Linked DNA regions of Homo sapiens: region 1 is linked to region 2. The links are chromatin contacts, found by Hi-C or POLR2A ChIA-PET in ENCODE. All regions are on one chromosome and are shown on one strand. The core of a region is the stretch at or near the end of the contact, and the rest is flanking DNA. Distances in the headings are between cores, read along the strand shown.

Region 1 (2,700 bases), core at 80-2,579, 280 kb after region 2:
AGGGGAAAAATGCCGCCAGTCTCTTTGCTAAAACATAACAAGAGTCACCTCTGCTTCAGTTCCCAACAAGTTCCTCATCTCCATCTGAGACCACCTAAGTCTGGATTTCATTGTCCTTATCATTATCAGCATTTTGGTCAAAGCCATTCAACAAGTCTCCAGGGAGTTCCAAACTTTCCCACATTTTCCTGTCTTCTTCTAAGCCCTCCAAACTGTTCCAACCTCTGCCTGTTACCCAGTTCCAAAGTCACTTCCACATTTTCGGGTATCTTTTCAGCAGCACCCCACTCTACTGGTACCAATTTACAATATTAGTCCATTTTCACACTGCTGATAAAGACACACCTGAGACTGGGAAGAAAAAGAGGCTTAATGGACTTACAGTTCCACATGGCTGGGAGCGCCTCACAATCATGACGGAAGGCAAGGAGGAGCAAGTCACATCTTACGTGGATGGCAGCAGGCACAGAGAGAGCTTATGCAGGGAAACTCCCCCTTATAGAACCATCAGATCTCATGAGACTTAGTCACTATCACAAGAACAGCATGGGAAAGATCTGCCCCCTGACTCAATTACCTCCCACCAGGTCCCTCCCACAACATGTGGGAATTCAAGATGAGATGTGAGTGGGGACACAGCCAAACCATATCATGAGGCAAGCACAAATGCCATGTGAAACCTGCTATTCTTCTGTAGACACTTGTGTCCAGCCAGAATCAGCTTCAAAAGAATAGCATAGATTTGAAAAAGGGCAGCAGTCAGTCTTGGGACATTAGAACATGGGGAATTAACTGGCCTTGAGTGAAAGGGACCACAGGGGGAGGTTTGGAGCTGACTTATGAATATGGATCCTGTTTCAGCACCTACTGTTGTTAAAGCCCCGTTTCTGTCCCAGAGAACCACCCTGGGCTCGATTCCCTGCACCCTAATGTAGCTCTGTTTTTCATCTGTGTGTCTACTTCAAGTTAGACTCAAAAGTAGAGCAATTATATGACATTATGTTCAAGGCAAAAAGTGACAGAGCAGGCTTCATGTTGCATACAAATGTTGGCAGCTATTGCAAAATCCTCACCGCATATCCTATGGTAATCACTTCCTTAAAGTAAGCAGGAAATAGGTTAGTAGTAGGCTGCTTCACCAGGAGTCATTTCAAATGTATTGTCACCTAAGGTATAACTTCCCAAAGATGGAAAGAGATAAAGCCACTGAGTCTGCCCTCTTTATCCATCTACAGCCACCAAGGTAATTACAGTTTTTAAAAACGCTACTCATAGTTCATTGCTTTCATATCTAAAGTTAAGAGATCTAAAAGTTCCCCCACATCCCCACTTAGCAGTCATGACTAAGGTGAAAAAAGCCACCAGTATCAGCCTGGTCTCTCTTATCAGCAGTTTAGAAAGTACTACAATTTTCCCATCTGACTCACATCTAAATGACTCGCATCTAAAATGTTTTTCCTTAATTTTCCTTCCGTAAAGAGTTCATTTAAACTCTAATACTGTTGCTTTTCAAAAATTTCTAAAGAAAGAAGCATCTTGGAACAATGTATTAACTTCTGCATCAACTTTTATTTCATATAATAATTTTATATAATTTTTTAAAGGCAGATGTGTGTTTACTTTGAGAAGTAAAAATGTTAACATTGAAACTGAAAGCCTGTTTCAGTTTTAAGGTACTTAATTGCCTTACAGCATATAATAAACCGAGGCCATCTTGTCCTTCAACTAATGGAGGGAGTGATAAAGAGATAGGAGCCCGGGACCCTATTCATTCCAGTTTTCCTTTGTACTTGGTTTACTTTGGCACCATGCCTCATGTGTATTTTACACTTCTTTACATTTTGTACATCCCTGTATGACAAATACTTGTCAAACAAAAACTAAACAGATTTATAACCCCTTAACTTGAAATGAGCCAAAATTGAACTGCCAAAACTTTATGACTTCATTTTCTTTCATAGTTTTCCACCACATTGGTTCAAACAGACAAACTCCACTTGAGGTCAAGCAGAGGTCATTTCACTTTCATTACTAAAATATAATTTACAATATGCCAGACCTAAACAAGTTTAGCCTAAAGGGTTTGTATAATGTAAACCATCTGTTCCTCAACAATACAGCTAATTTCCTGCCATCACCGTACAGTCTACTGACTGCTTCTTTAAGGGTTTTTATGATTTTTTAACTAGTTCAGGATTTATGTAAAATTTGAAAATGAGTCTATAGTTAGGATTCATTTGTACCAAGTAACTTGAGCACCTTAAAAATGCAAATCACTGTGGAAATTGTTCCCCTGAAACCAAGCTAGGAGCATTTTTTTTCTGGGCACTTCTTTGCTGGCAGCTGCACAGGTGTTCGAAGGGAAGATTTTGTGGACTCTGCCATTTTAGATGCTTTCCATGCCTCTTTGCAAAGCAAACCCCCCAAATTTAGTTTTCAGTAGCTCTAGTAAATGACTCCTTGGAGAAGACTTGGGATTATATGCTATATGGCCCACTGGATATTGGTGAGATAGGACAAGATACACTTTGGGGTAAAATCTACTTTCTTTCATGTGTCTGAACAGGGAGGAAGAACAATTATAATTCCATAGAGTGACCACATACTGAAGGCTAACCTAGCTCTGTGAGGTGGCAGGCCTCTCAGGCTGAGCCTCCAGAGACATTCGGCTTCAATCTGGGATTGCTGGCCAGCAGGCTT
Region 2 (2,700 bases), core at 24-2,523:
AGCCTCCATGATTGTATGACCCAACCCCCATAATGAATTTCTACATATATATATCTTCTTGGTTCTGGTTCACTGGAGAACTCTAATTCAGCAAGTCAAAGGAGGAAAGTATATTCACCTTTAGTTTGTCCCTACTACTTAGTGATTTTATTCACTTCTACTTTAATTCAATAAGCATTCATTAATTCACTTCTAATGGACCATGAATAGTGCTAGGTGCTGGAAATGCAAAGATTAATGGACTATGATTAAGACACAGTTCATTTCCTTGAATCTCACAATTGAATAGGGGAAAAGGTACAAGGAACGGTTATACTATGGTGCAAAGATAGATGTGTACGGGGGAGCTGGGCACTTCGCTGCATCTGGGAGGGCAGAGGAGGCTCTGAAGGAGATGATAACAAATTGGATCTGAAAAGATGAGTTAAGAATCTGTCTGACCCAGAGGTTTCATGGGTCTTTAAGCACATTAAGGAGACTTGAGTGTGGTTTATAAGGTATGATTTGTACAAAAAGCACAAATCATATTCCTGTAAACACTTGAAAGTATCACAGTTTCACATCCATGTAGTGAGCTGTAACTATGTTTATTGTATATTTATTGTCTATTTTACAGATGTGAAAGCCTGAGAAGGCAGATAGATAAATGTTACTTGCCCTAGGTCACCAACCAGTGATTAGCCACTGAGGACTGAAACCCAGTATTTTTTTTCTTACAGTAAAACCCATGCTTATGGAAGTCCATACTGGACAGCAGTCTTGGGTTTGGCTAAGCTCTGCCACCACTAATGAGCCCTGTAAACTCGGACAAGTTGCCAACCTTCTCTAAACTTAGGCTTTCTCATCTGCAGAGTGGAGGGAGTAGGACTTGAGGCCCTTCTAGCTATGCAGTCTGTGATTTCTAGAGACAGAACAGGGAAGGGCAATAGGGGTGACAGGAGAGACCAGAAGCTGCCGTCACAAAGACTAGCTTTATGGCAAGCCTGTTTCCCAAAAGCACAGGCCCTTCAGTGGCCAGTGAAACTGATGTGTTTGGATTTATCAAGTAGCTTTGCCAAGGACCAGCTGGCAGAAGAAAGCAAAAAGCAGCACGGCAGATTTAAAGATGAGTTCATTTCTATGGTGTCAGCCGCAGAGGGTGCGGTTTCCCTGTCTCTAGAGTGGTGGACACAGTCTACCACTGTGTTTCTTCGAGGGGAGATTGTGCATGTTTCTTCGAGGGGAGATTGACTGTGTGCTTAGGCAGTAAACATCTTCTGGGCACAGTGTCACTGGGAGGATTTTTGTATTGAGAGGGCAGTGAGGCGTGAAACCTCAGACTCCTGTGGTACTTCCTGCTACCCAGTGATGTCAGAGGCTTGCTGCTCACAGTCCCCAGCTTAGGGCCCTGTTTCTCCAGCTCTCTGCTTACATCATGTGGGAGAGGAGCAGCAGCCATGAGAAAACCTAGCTCCTGGAAGTGCAGAGATAGAGACTGGGATAAAAGAGGGGGGTAAAAAAAGAATTCATTAAATTTGGCCTTGAAGATGGTTATTTACTTGTTTGCTGTGCTTGCTAATATGCCATATGAATAGAAAAGAGGCTGATTTTTGATGACACCATTTCAAGAGTATCCTTCATGATGTCCAGGTTAAAAGGTTTTTGTGGGTTTCTTAATTTTGTTGTTTACTGACTGGGCGTGGACATATGGACTCTTATTTTTTTTCTGGTTGCCTTTGCTACATTTACAGGCTTCCGTGTTTCTAAGAAACGAAGCAGCTGTCTTTTCATCAATTAATGGTATCAAAAGTATCGGTAATCTCTGGATGGTGCTATACAAAGTGGGTCAAGAGATATACAGTGGTCCCCCCTTATCTGTGTCCTGGGAATATGTTCCAGGATTCTTGGTAGATGCCTAAACTGCAGATAGTACCAAATTCTATATATACTAAACATGAATTTCTTTTTCCTTTTTTACAATTTCATGCATAGAAGATTCATTTTTACTGTAGATCTTAGTGACCTCAGCATACGATTTTTTTCTTTCCTCATTAAGTCAAGATCTTTTTCACCTTTTCACTTCAATCTTTTACCTTATCACTTTATAGTTTATTGGCAAATCCAAATGCCAGCATCACTACTCTTGTGCTTTTGGACTCTTAGTAAGTAAAATTAAGGTTACTTGAACATAAGTGCGTGATATTGTGGCAGTCGATCTGATCACCAAGACAGCTACTAAGTGACTCATGGGCAGGTAGCATAGAAAGTGGGAATATGCTGGACAAAGGGGTGACTCACATTCTGGGCAGGATGGAGCAGGATGGCCCAAGATTTCATTATGCTACTGAGAATGGTGTATAATTTAAAACTTACGAATTATTTCTGCAATTTTCCATTCCATATTTTCAGACCATGGTACCTTGGGTAACTAAAACCATGGAAACCAAAACTACAGATAAGGGGGGAGACTACTATATTCTAAAAGTTTATAAGAGAAAGCAATTTGATGGTGATATCAAATGCCATTGCATTGATCTCTGCAAAAACCCTTCCCATTCATTAATGCATTCCTCATACATAGACATATAGCCTCCCATCATCTTCACACACCACAGACACCTTACATTTGTGCACTTGATTTTTGTGAAGCTGATGTTTATACTGATCATGTTCAGGATGGGGCTCCTGTAGCACAGGGGAGGTTTTTGGGACAGGTGGGTA

The links. A loop is a pair of places that touch in the nucleus more often than their neighbours do. ChIA-PET counts read pairs that join two places held with the same protein, here RNA polymerase II (POLR2A). Pooled maps may share reads with other maps.
Region 1: a map with no recorded cell type shows a loop between it and region 2 (5-fold over the local background). The contact joins two enhancer-like sites. A Hi-C loop is called at or near these places in 3 of 37 single-sample maps with no recorded cell type and 2 of 50 pooled maps. POLR2A ChIA-PET finds 5 or more read pairs at or near these places in 2 of 52 experiments (OCI-LY7 and naive thymus-derived CD4-positive, alpha-beta T cell).

Annotation. Positions count from the first base shown.
Region 1 is chr1:64,170,827-64,173,526 of GRCh38, forward strand. All of the region lies in intron 8 of ROR1 (receptor tyrosine kinase like orphan receptor 1), which reads left to right. Among named protein-coding and RNA genes, the nearest start is that of UBE2U, 31 kb to the right of the region's middle. Within about 2 kb of position 1,330, at least 8 of the 41 ENCODE cell types and tissues checked have a DNase peak (open chromatin) inside an H3K27ac peak, as active enhancers do.
Region 2 is chr1:63,891,923-63,894,622 of GRCh38, forward strand. All of the region lies in intron 1 of ROR1 (receptor tyrosine kinase like orphan receptor 1), which reads left to right. Among named protein-coding and RNA genes, the nearest start is that of ROR1, 120 kb to the left of the region's middle. RefSeq lists a silencer at 1,219-1,388. Within about 2 kb of position 1,274, at least 15 of the 41 ENCODE cell types and tissues checked have a DNase peak (open chromatin) inside an H3K27ac peak, as active enhancers do.